Regions from separate parts of the Homo sapiens genome. Here all the other regions are linked to region 1. Evidence: chromatin contacts called from ENCODE Hi-C or POLR2A ChIA-PET data. All regions are on one chromosome and are shown on one strand. Each heading gives the region's core, a stretch centred on a gene start or an enhancer-like site at or near the end of the contact. The rest is flanking DNA. Distances are from core to core; before and after follow the strand shown.

Region 1 (3,651 bases), core at 411-2,910:
CTGAGTAGCTGGGACTACAGGCGCCCGCCACTGCGCCCGGCTATTTTTTTTTTCTTTTTGTATTTTTAGTAGAGACGGGGTTTCACCGTGTTAGCCAGGATGGTCTCGATCTCCTGACCTCGTGATCCACCCGCCTCCGCCTCCCAAAGTGCTGGGATTACAGGCGTGACCGCGCCGTGACCTCCTGTGGATTTTCATGGGACTCTGAGAGGCGCCTCAAATCCATTTTGGAATAAGGCAGGTTATTAGCATGGGGTCTAACCGTGGGCTGTCTCGGTGTCCTGGGCTGGCTCTTGGGGCGGGGGTCCTGATGTCCGGGACCTCGGTCCTACCTGGGAGGCACAGATATGGCGGGGAACGGGAAGCCCGGGGGAGCATTTAGAAGCTCGTGTGCACAGGGAAACCCTGTCTCTACAAAAAAATTAAATTAGCGGGGCCCAGTGGTGCGTGCCTATGGTCCCAGCTACTCGGGAGGCTGAGGTGGGGGGACTGCTTGAGCCCAGGAGGTGGAGGCTGCAGTGAGTCATGATCACCCCACTGCACTCCAGCCTGGACAACAGAGCAAGACCTTGTCTCAAAAAAGACCCCAGGCCAGGCGCGGTGGCTCACCCCTATAACCCCTGCACTTTGGGAGGCTGAGGTGGGCGGATCACCTGAGGTCAGGAGTTCGAGACCAGCCTGGCCAACATGGTGAAACACCCGTCTCTTCTAAAAATACAAAAATTAGCCGGGCATGGTGGCGTGCACTTGTAATCCCAGCTACACGGGAGGCTGAGACAGAACTGCTTGAACCTGGGAGGCGGAGGTTGCAATGAGCTGAGGTCGCACCACTGCACTCCAGCCTGGGGGACAACAGGGAAACTCCGTCTCAAACAAAACCAAACCCCAAAAGTTCTCGTCTAAGTCCTTCTCCCAGGACAAGGGCACTTATCTCTTGGCGGTGCGTCACAGGTAGGGATATTCCGCGATCCCTCACCTTGACCCCGCTACGAGGACAGCCACCTCTTTCAGGTAAAGAGATCGCAATGGGAAATCATTCTGATAAAAATTCCCCTGTGGAGAATGCAGGCATCGATCCCGTTACCTCTCACATACTAAACGAACGCTCCTCCACTTAAGCTGATTCCCTAGCCCGGCCTAACCTTTGCAGCCGGCGCATATTGTGGCTCACGTCACCACCGGTGTCCCCCGCCGCCCCCGCCCCGCCCGGCCAGCTCGCCACCCTATTGGATCCCTCACGGCTCCGGCTCCACGGCCATGATGGGCTTGGCTCAATTTAGTTTTAAAAAGCATTGGCCACTCGGATTGGTGGTCCGAAGCGTCCGTCAAGCGGAGGACCTGCTGTTGCTACGGCGTAGGGGGTCCCAGCCAGGTTTCTCCCCGTTTCTGATTTGTTTCTCAGGCTCCGGGGTCCTAGAGGTTCCGGATCCGTCAAGTCCATGGGAAAAGAATGCGCCCCTCGCGCTTGACTGACGAGGCTTGCGGGCCAATCGGAATGTAGTCAAAGGAGCCGCTAGGCGATCCAATAGGTAGTAGGGGGCGGGAGAGAGGGGCCAATGAGCCTGGAGCTGGGGGCGGGGGCAGGGCCGCGATTGGCTGAGAGGCGGCCAGAGGGCGGGCGGGGGGGAACTCAAGGCCTGCTTGATACGTCCGCCATTTTGGGCGCTTCGCTGATGGTGTCGGTGAGCGCGTTTCCCGCCTGAGCGCAACTAGCGGCGGGTCGTGGGCACCTCCAGGTAATGGGGGTAGGGGAGGCGCCGGAGCAGGCCGCGGCGCGGGGTGTGCGAGGCGCGCGGGCAGGCGCGGGGCCCCTCCACCTGGCCTCAGCGGCTCAGGGAGGGAACGTCCCGGCCCCTCTCCCCTCCCCCCCCGGAATTCGTCGCTCCGCGGGCCCGGGAGGCGCGGCGCCGAGTCCTTCCCGGCCGCTCCCCGTCCGCTCCTGTTAGCCGGGGGCCCCGCCAGGACGGGCGCCGGGAGCGGGACGCGGTCGGGGCGGCGACTTTGTGCCTCGTTGACGTTCGCGGCCTGGCGCGGCGGGCGGGCGAGGCGCGCCCCTGACCCGGCTCTGGCTCCAGCCTTCCCGCCCGCCGGCCGCGGCCCGCAGTCTCGCCCCCCGCCCGGCCCGCGCCCGGTCTCCGCTCCCGCTGGGCCTCCCGGGGGCCTCGGGGAGCGCGTCAAGTTGAGGCAGCAACTCGCCGTCAAGAGTCGCGAAGACCATTGTTGGACTCTGCTCTTCGGGAAACAAGTTTTGTGGGTTTCTGTTAATTCGCCGCAGAGTCATCGGGATCCACACCAGCCAGTTCCGAGGCTCCCAGTACCCTTCCCAGTGGCTTTTTAACTCCTGTGAGGTGGCTTGTATGTAAACTGTCTCGAATGCCTCCCTGGTGTATTTGAGCCGGGGGTGGGGGGGGTGGGTGGTCCTTCTTGTGGCTTGAAGTCCCTCCCTCTTAAAGAAGCCCATTCACTGTTTACTTGGAGGTGTTTCCTGTTGAGGTCCTGCTGGCTGTGATCACAATTTAGACTTTTTAATTATAGGTGAACGGGATGGGTCTTTGGATGTACCTCCGTGCCCTGACGTTTCAACCGCGTGACTTAATGTCATTTTCCTGGTACTTCACGTTTTCTCTGTGGGGCTTTGGGTCTGTTTTGCTTTTATGGGAGGGGGTGCTTGACAGGCGTTCCCTTTCATCCTCGCAGCACTTGTTGACGGGGTGGTGTCCTTTATTCGTGGGACGTTTACTTTGATTTTGTCCTCAAGGTCATGTTGCAGATAGGCTTCAAGGGGGACAGGGACTCCAGGTTTCCAACCACCGAACTGTGCCTCAAGTAGCAAGTGTATGAGACCCAGTTATGGTGGTGGTTGGGTTTTCCTCACTGTGGAGTGGAGTCAGTGACCACTTTTTAGCTCTGTGACCTTGGGCAAGTTACCCAGCTTCTCTTTTTTTTTCTCTGTAGTATGGGAATAATAATAAGTGTCCCAGCCATAAGTTTGTCAGGATAATTGCCCTAATACATGTAAAACAGCTAGAGCTGTGCCTGGCACATACAGTCACCTCAGTGGCTGATTAGTGGTTAGGCTAGTTAATGGCTATTATTGTTTAATTTAAATTTGATTTTTAAATGTTTAGGTACTATTGGGAAGTCAGATGAGCATTTGAGTCCCGACTCTTGGTGACTGCCTTTAGAAAGCTCTGTGTAAGACTCAGTTGGGCTGAAAAAGTAAAACTATAAGTTATTTTAATTTTTTCAGGACAGGGTTTTTGACCATTCCTTAAATTAGGAACATTTACCGGAGTAATTAATGAGTAGTAGCGCCTCATAATGTTTAAAGAGATGGTTAAATACAGAAAAGCCCATCACAAGCTTAAGTCGGGCTTTGTTCCTCATGTGCTTTTGGATACTAGTTTCTGGGTGACTGCCACCCGAATCAGTAACTAGGGTTTCTTAGTGTAAGTCCTCCTTGTTACTGAAAACTGTAAGGGTGCCGTGGATTGCAGTATTCTTCAGCAAAGATAGTTTGGGAAATAGCTTTTGTCCTGGAGGGATACTTTGGAAGGTATTCTCCACTTCAGCATGTCTGGTCAGGGAGTCTAGAACATTGAACAAAATGCCTGCACTCAGTCAGAAATAAACTCACAATCCTTTACCGCT
Region 2 (3,651 bases), core at 813-3,312, 1.2 Mb after region 1:
ATAGCCTTCCCGATACCCTTCCCCATGAAACCTGTGAAGAAGAAGCATGCTTCATCAAATCAACAGGAGAAAGAATACTTTCTCCAGAAAAACTTCTCTCTCTTGTATTACCCGGACCCAGTAAGACAAACCAGAGTAAAGGAGGAAAAGCCTAAAATTCAAGTCAGAAGACACAGATTCCAGTCCCAGATCTACCACTTCCTATTTGCCTCTGGAAGTCACTGTACCTCTTGTAGCCCAGTTTCTTCATCTACAACAAAGGGCTAAATTAGGGATTCCCAAACCTGATAGGGTACTAGAAACACACAAGGAAAATTCAAAGATATTAACTCAAAAGCCTCACCCCCAGAGATTCAGTACGTCTGGAGCAAGGCCCTGGAATCTACTTTTCTTTCTTCCTTTTTTTTTTTTTTTTTTTTGAGACAGGGTCTCTGTTGCCCTGCCTGGAGTGCAGTGGTATGATCACAGCTCACTATAGCCTCAAACTCCTGGGCTCAAGCGATCCTCCAGCTTTGGCCGCTCCAAGTGTTGGGATTACAAGTGAGGGCCACCGCACCTGGCCTGCAATCCACTTTTCTTTTCTTGAGATGGAGTCTCGCTTTGTCGCCCAGGCTGGAGTGCAGTGGTGCGATCTCGGCTCACTGCAAGCTCTGCTTCCCGGGTTCACGCTCTCCTGCCTCAGCCTCCCAAGTAGCTGAGACTACAGGCGCCCACCACCACATCCGGCTAATTTTTTGTATTTTTAGTAGAGACGGGGTTTCACCATGTTAGCTAGGATGGTCTGGATCTCCTGACCTCGTGATCCGCCCGCCTCGGCCTCCCAAAGTGCTGGGATTACAGGCGTCAGCCACCGCATCTGGCCCGGAATCTACTTTTCAAAGTCTCCTAGATAAGTCTGGTTTGCAGCCAGAGTTAGGGGGCCAAAGTTCTGTGAGTGTTCAAGTAGCACTAGCCCAAGTCAACCGCTTCCAAAAAACTGCAACATACACAGGGTTTGACATCACATGGGTAGGGCAACAGAGAGAAATGGCATCAGATCACCACAAAATGTTCTCCGACTGGTACCCGGAGTAGCACTGACCCTGAGGCCCAACAGTGGAACTGCCACTATCTTAACCTGCAGTCACCAAACATGCAAGGAGTGGGCTGCAGCGCCCCATGAAGCAGGGTGCATAGCTCCCCACTTAATAGTTGTGTGACCCTGGAAAGTGACTGTGCCTCCTAGTCTGTAAATTCCGAAGAATAATAGGATCCACTTACTAAGTAGGGCTGAAGTAGATAACCAGGGTGGAACGTTTAGCTCAGTGTCTGACTCACAGCGCGAGCTAAATAAACGTCAGCGCCTGACTGCTAAATGTTCGGCCGCTTTCTTAACTAACATCTATGGACGCGTCCTCTGGGCCGGGCACTGGAAGTCAGCCAGGAGGCAACTCACAGCTCCCCCACTGTCGCAGCACGAGGGGCTCCCCAGGGGCTCTGGAGGGAAAAGGGGTGTGGTCGGGTACATCTATCAGCACATCCATGAATACTGCCGTATGTCCTATGATTAAGGAACCAGAAAAAAAGGCAGCTCCCAGATGGCAAAGGTCTGTCCTCCCAGAGGACGAGGCGGCCTCGGAGGAGGGGAACCACCAGGCTGAGCAGATGTTTGGGGCAGCCCTGACAGGGAAGGCGGGTCTGGAAGAGCAGCTGGGCACGTGCCCCGCCGGAGCGGGCCAGGAGAAGAGGACCAGAGCATCAGGCCCACACTTGTCCCTGCGTCCACGGCCACCAGGCGCTCCCCAATGCGCACGCCCAAGGGACGCCAGGCTCCAGCAGCCGCCCTGGGCCGCAGCCGGCGGCGAAGCCGCTGGGAGACGACCAGACAGGGCGGGGTGCGGGCCCGGCCTCACCACCCACCTCTCATCCGCCATCACGATGGCATCGAATATGTCCTGACTGCCAGCCATAGCGGCAAGCAGCCCGCCCTTGGCCCCCGGGTTTCTGCAGCCCCGCGGTGCCGTAGCAGACCCGGCAGCTTCAGGCACAAATGCTCCGCTTGGGAGGAGACGAGACCCACTTCCGGAAGCGGCGGCGCGGGGCAGGCCGGGTAAGAACGGCACGCGGGAGGGCCCAAAGCAGCCTGTACATGGCGCATGCGCGGCTGCAGCGGTGGGCGGGGCCGGCCTCGACTGAAGCCCCGCCCTGGGGTCCTTTCGCCCTGCCCAGCTCCAGCAAAGGGCCTGTCTGTCCGCGCTGGGAGCGTCCATTGGCCGCGCGCGTGGAGAGCCGACCTGTATTTTACCACTGCAGATAGAACCGAATTTCCCAAAGTGGCTCCGAAAGAACCAAGGAAGAAATGGGAAGTCATCAGCTGGCGCGGTGGCTCACGCCTGTCATCCCAGCACTTTGGGAGGCCGAGGCGCGCGGATCACCTGAGTTCGGGAGTTCGAGACCAGCCTGGCCAACATGGTGAAACCTCGTCTTTACTGAAAATACAAAAATTAGCCGGGCATGGTGGCAGGCGCCTGTAATCCCAGCTACTCGGGAGGCTGAGGCAGGAGAATCACTGGAAGCTGGGAGGCGGAGGTTGCAGTGAGCCGAGATCGCACCACTGCACTCCAGACTGGCGACAGAGCCAGACTCCGTCAAAAAAAAAAAAAAAAAGGGAAAAGAAATGGGAAGTCATCAAAGAACCGACGCCTCAGGAGGCTCCAGGCCAGGAGGCTCTGCATGTGGGATTTTGGGCAGAAATTTGTCGGTTTTAGTTCTCATATTTGTCATTTCCATGAGATGTGCTTTCTGAACACGATTTTTAAAAAGGGATTTCAAAGTCTAAGCGACAACGGAACTCAGATGAGAAACACCAGAAGCATTCCTAATAAAGTCAGTAGTAAAACCTCACGTGACCACTGAACATCTTTCTACCAGCCCTGGCCAATGCAGTAAAACATGAAGCAAGAAGTGGAAATACCAAAAAAAAAAAAAAAAAAAAAAAAAGGCAGAAATACTACTATTTGCAGATATGATGGCCCACGTGGAAAACCCAAATAGTCACCTAAGACGTTCTCAGAATCCATAATCGCAGCAAGTAGCTATGTGTATGATGAATAGGGAAAAAAACACTTTCTGTTATTCCAACAATAATTGGTAGTAACCTGAGCAGGGGTGGTGATGGGAAAATCGCCTTATGATAGTCATAATACATTTCTTAGAAATAAGAATTTCTAACAATTTGAGCAGGACCCATATAAGGAAAACTACAGCTCTACCATGATTGAGGATTGGGGAACTGAACAAGTGCAGTACCAAAGAAAATTCCATGAGATCTGGTAAAATGTGTCAAAATCCTAAACTTTTTCATCCGTATGAATAAACTAATAAAAATAACTAAGATGTTTTAGAAAAAAATGATTTTCATATCAGATATGAAAAGATAAAGTGTCAATATAAATATTGTGGTATGTTGGTTCAAGAAGTGGCAGACCAGTGAAATAAAGTAAATGGCCCAGACAATGGACTCTCATAGATGTAAAGCCTTCTCATGTGGTAAAAAGAAGAATTACAAATTAATTGGAGAAAGGAAATATTAACTAATAACTATAATGGAAAATTGGTTGTTTGGGAAAAGCTTGGTTCCATTTATGCCTCACACCATTCATCAAAATAATT
Region 3 (3,651 bases), core at 317-2,816, 1.2 Mb after region 1:
CCTAATTCCCGGCGGGGGAGGGGGCGCGGGAGGAATTCACCCTGAAAGGTGGGGGTGGGGGGGGTCGCATCTTGCTGTGAGCACCCTGGCGAAGGGGAGAGGGCTTTTTCTATCAGTTTTCTTTGAGCTTTTACTGTTAAGAGGGTACGGTGGTTTGATGACACTGAACTATATTCAAAAGGAAGTAAATGAACAGTTTTCTTAATTTGGGGCAGGTACTGTAAAAATAAAAACAAAAGTTAAGACAGTAAAATGTCCTTTTATTTTTTAATGCACCAAAGAGACAGAACCTGTAATTTTAAAAACTGTGTATTTTAATTTACATCTGCTTAAGTTTGCGATAATATTGGGGACCCTCTCATGTAACCACGAACACCTATCGATTTTGCTAAAAATCAGATCAGTACACTCGTTTGTTTAATTGATAATTGTTCTGAATTATGCCGGCTCCTGCCAGCCCCCTCACGCTCACGAATTCAGTCCCAGGGCAAATTCTAAAGGTGAAGGGACGTCTACACCCCCAACAAAACCAATTAGGAACCTTCGGTGGTCTTGTCCCAGGCAGAGGGGACTAATATTTCCAGCAATTTAATTTCTTTTTTAATTAAAAAAAATGAGTCAGAATGGAGATCACTGTTTCTCAGCTTTCCATTCAGAGGTGTGTTTCTCCCGGTTAAATTGCCGGCACGGGAAGGGAGGGGGTGCAGTTGGGGACCCCCGCAAGGACCGACTGGTCAAGGTAGGAAGGCAGCCCGAAGAGTCTCCAGGCTAGAAGGACAAGATGAAGGAAATGCTGGCCACCATCTTGGGCTGCTGCTGGAATTTTCGGGCATTTATTTTATTTTATTTTTTGAGCGAGCGCATGCTAAGCTGAAATCCCTTTAACTTTTAGGGTTACCCCCTTGGGCATTTGCAACGACGCCCCTGTGCGCCGGAATGAAACTTGCACAGGGGTTGTGTGCCCGGTCCTCCCCGTCCTTGCATGCTAAATTAGTTCTTGCAATTTACACGTGTTAATGAAAATGAAAGAAGATGCAGTCGCTGAGATTCTTTGGCCGTCTGTCCGCCCGTGGGTGCCCTCGTGGCGTTCTTGGAAATGCGCCCATTCTGCCGGCTTGGATATGGGGTGTCGCCGCGCCCCAGTCACCCCTTCTCGTGGTCTCCCCAGGCTGCGTGTGGCCTGCCGGCCTTCCTAGTTGTCCCCTACTGCAGAGCCACCTCCACCTCACCCCCTAAATCCCGGGGGACCCACTCGAGGCGGACGGGGCCCCCTGCACCCCTCTTCCCTGGCGGGGAGAAAGGCTGCAGCGGGGCGATTTGCATTTCTATGAAAACCGGACTACAGGGGCAACTCCGCCGCAGGGCAGGCGCGGCGCCTCAGGGATGGCTTTTGGGCTCTGCCCCTCGCTGCTCCCGGCGTTTGGCGCCCGCGCCCCCTCCCCCTGCGCCCGCCCCCGCCCCCCTCCCGCTCCCATTCTCTGCCGGGCTTTGATCTTTGCTTAACAACAGTAACGTCACACGGACTACAGGGGAGTTTTGTTGAAGTTGCAAAGTCCTGGAGCCTCCAGAGGGCTGTCGGCGCAGTAGCAGCGAGCAGCAGAGTCCGCACGCTCCGGCGAGGGGCAGAAGAGCGCGAGGGAGCGCGGGGCAGCAGAAGCGAGAGCCGAGCGCGGACCCAGCCAGGACCCACAGCCCTCCCCAGCTGCCCAGGAAGAGCCCCAGCCATGGAACACCAGCTCCTGTGCTGCGAAGTGGAAACCATCCGCCGCGCGTACCCCGATGCCAACCTCCTCAACGACCGGGTGCTGCGGGCCATGCTGAAGGCGGAGGAGACCTGCGCGCCCTCGGTGTCCTACTTCAAATGTGTGCAGAAGGAGGTCCTGCCGTCCATGCGGAAGATCGTCGCCACCTGGATGCTGGAGGTGCGGGGCTTCGGGCGGCTCTCTTAAGACTTCCCTGCAACTTGTTGCCCAGACCCACGTTTCTTTGCTACTCACCCCCCTCCCTTCTCTCCCGCTAGAACTTTGAAGTTTGCCGTGGTGTTTCTAGGGATCCGTATTTTCAAAATAAAAATTGCGGGTATTTTCTGAAGGAGGAAGGGGTGGGGGTGGGGGTGCTAGAAGTAGCGTTTCGTGGGAGGGGAGAAGGGGGTCCGGGAGGGGTGCCTTCGGGAGAAGCCAGTGCCAGGGGCACCCCAATGGGCCCGAGGGTGCGGGCTGGCAGGCTGGGTGCGCTTTGTGTCCCCCGCCTGCGCCCCAGCCCGGCTGCGCCTCAGCGGCCGGGAGCCGCCAACTCCGGGGGGAGGGGGCATAGATTTGATTTTTAAATTAATATCCATGGACACGTATGCAAGGGCCGCTCGTGCCAGTATTATGCGCCATCTTTGCTCTTTTATTGCAAAGCAAAAGTGTTTATTAATAATTGGGGGCAGGGTGGGGGCGGGGAGCGGCCGCCGGGCGCTGGGGCCGCAGCTAAGGGCCGCGCGGCTGCCGGGAGCCCGCGGGAGGGGCGCAGGGACGCGGCATGGGTAGTTTTGGGGGGACGCCGCTAGGGAAGGGGGGGCCTTTGTTCAAGCAGCGAGTCCCGGGGCGCCCCGAACGGGCAGCCTGGGCCGGAGAGCACGGCGAGCTGCAAGGTCGCGTGGCCCCCAAGACGCCAGGGCTTGATCCCCGTCTGCAGGGATATCGGCTTGGAGGACCTTCTCCGAGCGAGCCGGGGGCCTGGGAGCACATTTTCAGACCTTCGGTGGGCGCCTGAGGGGCCCGCAAGTATTTTAAAATAATTTTTGAAAGTGCGGCGTGGTGCCCTTGCGAGAGGGAAACGCCGCCCGCGCCCAGGGGGAAGGGGGGGCCCCGGAGTTTGAATTCCTGGGGCTCCCCCCGGAGCCTGTAACGAACTCCCAACCCCCGGCCTGGGTAAAGGGTCGCCCGAGGGTCATTTTCAGGGTTTTTTTATGCACTTAGTTATTTTTTTAATATTTTTAAATATTTTTTGAAAAGATGACGTCTGGGGAAATGCGGCGCGGCGGCCTGGGACGCCACCTTTGTGTCTCGCAGGCGCGGCGCCCAACCCCGCGGCCCGTTCCGCGGCCCCGCACCCCAGTTGGTGTCGACCCCCAGTCAGAGGGACCACGGAGCTCCAGGGCGGGCCAGGGTCCCGGGGGCCGGCAGCCCGCGCCGCCGCGCACGCCGCCCAGCTGTGCCCGCTCCCGCCCCCACCGTGCCAGCCTCGCGGGGACTTTCCCTTTCAGTTTCGGGGAGGGTGGGTACTGGGGACGCGCGGGGGAGGGGGCGCATCACGGGAAGCTCCTGCCGCCCCCAGCCCCGACCCCTCGGCGCCCTCCAGACCTGGCGGCCCTGCCAAGCGCGATGGGGGGTGCGGGGGCGTGCGGGGGGGCGGCGCGACCTGGCGGCGGCGGTCACGGGCCCCGTGCCTCCGTAGGTCTGCGAGGAACAGAAGTGCGAGGAGGAGGTCTTCCCGCTGGCCATGAACTACCTGGACCGCTTCCTGTCGCTGGAGCCCGTGAAAAAGAGCCGCCTGCAGCTGCTGGGGGCCACTTGCATGTTCGTGGCCTCTAAGATGAAGGAGACCATCCCCCTGACGGCCGAGAAGCTGTGCATCTACACCGACAACTCCATCCGGCCCGAGGAG

Evidence for each region. Hi-C counts contacts between places; a loop is a spot of excess contacts on that map. ChIA-PET counts read pairs that join two places held with the same protein, here RNA polymerase II (POLR2A). Pooled maps may share reads with other maps.
Region 2: a loop to region 1 is called in a pooled map, with 31 times the contacts of the local background. The contact joins the promoter of LTO1 here to the promoter of PPP6R3 in region 1. A Hi-C loop is called at or near these places in 2 of 37 single-sample maps with no recorded cell type and 15 of 50 pooled maps. POLR2A ChIA-PET finds 5 or more read pairs at or near these places in 1 of 52 experiments (activated CD8-positive, alpha-beta memory T cell).
Region 3: a map of right cardiac atrium shows a loop between it and region 1 (7-fold over the local background). The contact joins the promoter of CCND1 here to the promoter of PPP6R3 in region 1. A Hi-C loop is called at or near these places in 1 of 168 maps with a recorded cell type or tissue (right cardiac atrium) and 13 of 50 pooled maps. POLR2A ChIA-PET finds 5 or more read pairs at or near these places in 2 of 52 experiments (MCF 10A and activated B cell).

What each region holds. Positions count from the first base shown.
Region 1 is chr11:68,459,092-68,462,742 of GRCh38, forward strand. PPP6R3 (protein phosphatase 6 regulatory subunit 3) reads left to right here and starts at 1,661. Exons shown (of 24, transcript NM_001164161.2): 1 at 1,661-1,736. RefSeq lists silencers at 1,072-1,221, 1,532-1,901, 1,912-1,961, 2,012-2,121 and an enhancer at 1,332-1,391.
Region 2 is chr11:69,673,291-69,676,941 of GRCh38, forward strand. LTO1 (LTO1 maturation factor of ABCE1) reads right to left here and starts at 2,063. Exons shown (of 5, transcript NM_153451.3): 1 at 1,900-2,063; 2 at 1-31. The coding sequence starts at 1,949. RefSeq lists a silencer at 1,645-1,734 and enhancers at 1,855-2,355, 2,225-2,424.
Region 3 is chr11:69,639,590-69,643,240 of GRCh38, forward strand. It overlaps CCND1 (cyclin D1), which reads left to right and starts at 1,567. Exons shown (of 5, transcript NM_053056.3): 1 at 1,567-1,922; 2 at 3,442-3,651. The coding sequence starts at 1,725. RefSeq lists enhancers at 1-330, 1,838-2,540 and silencers at 3,163-3,302, 3,393-3,452, 3,583-3,651.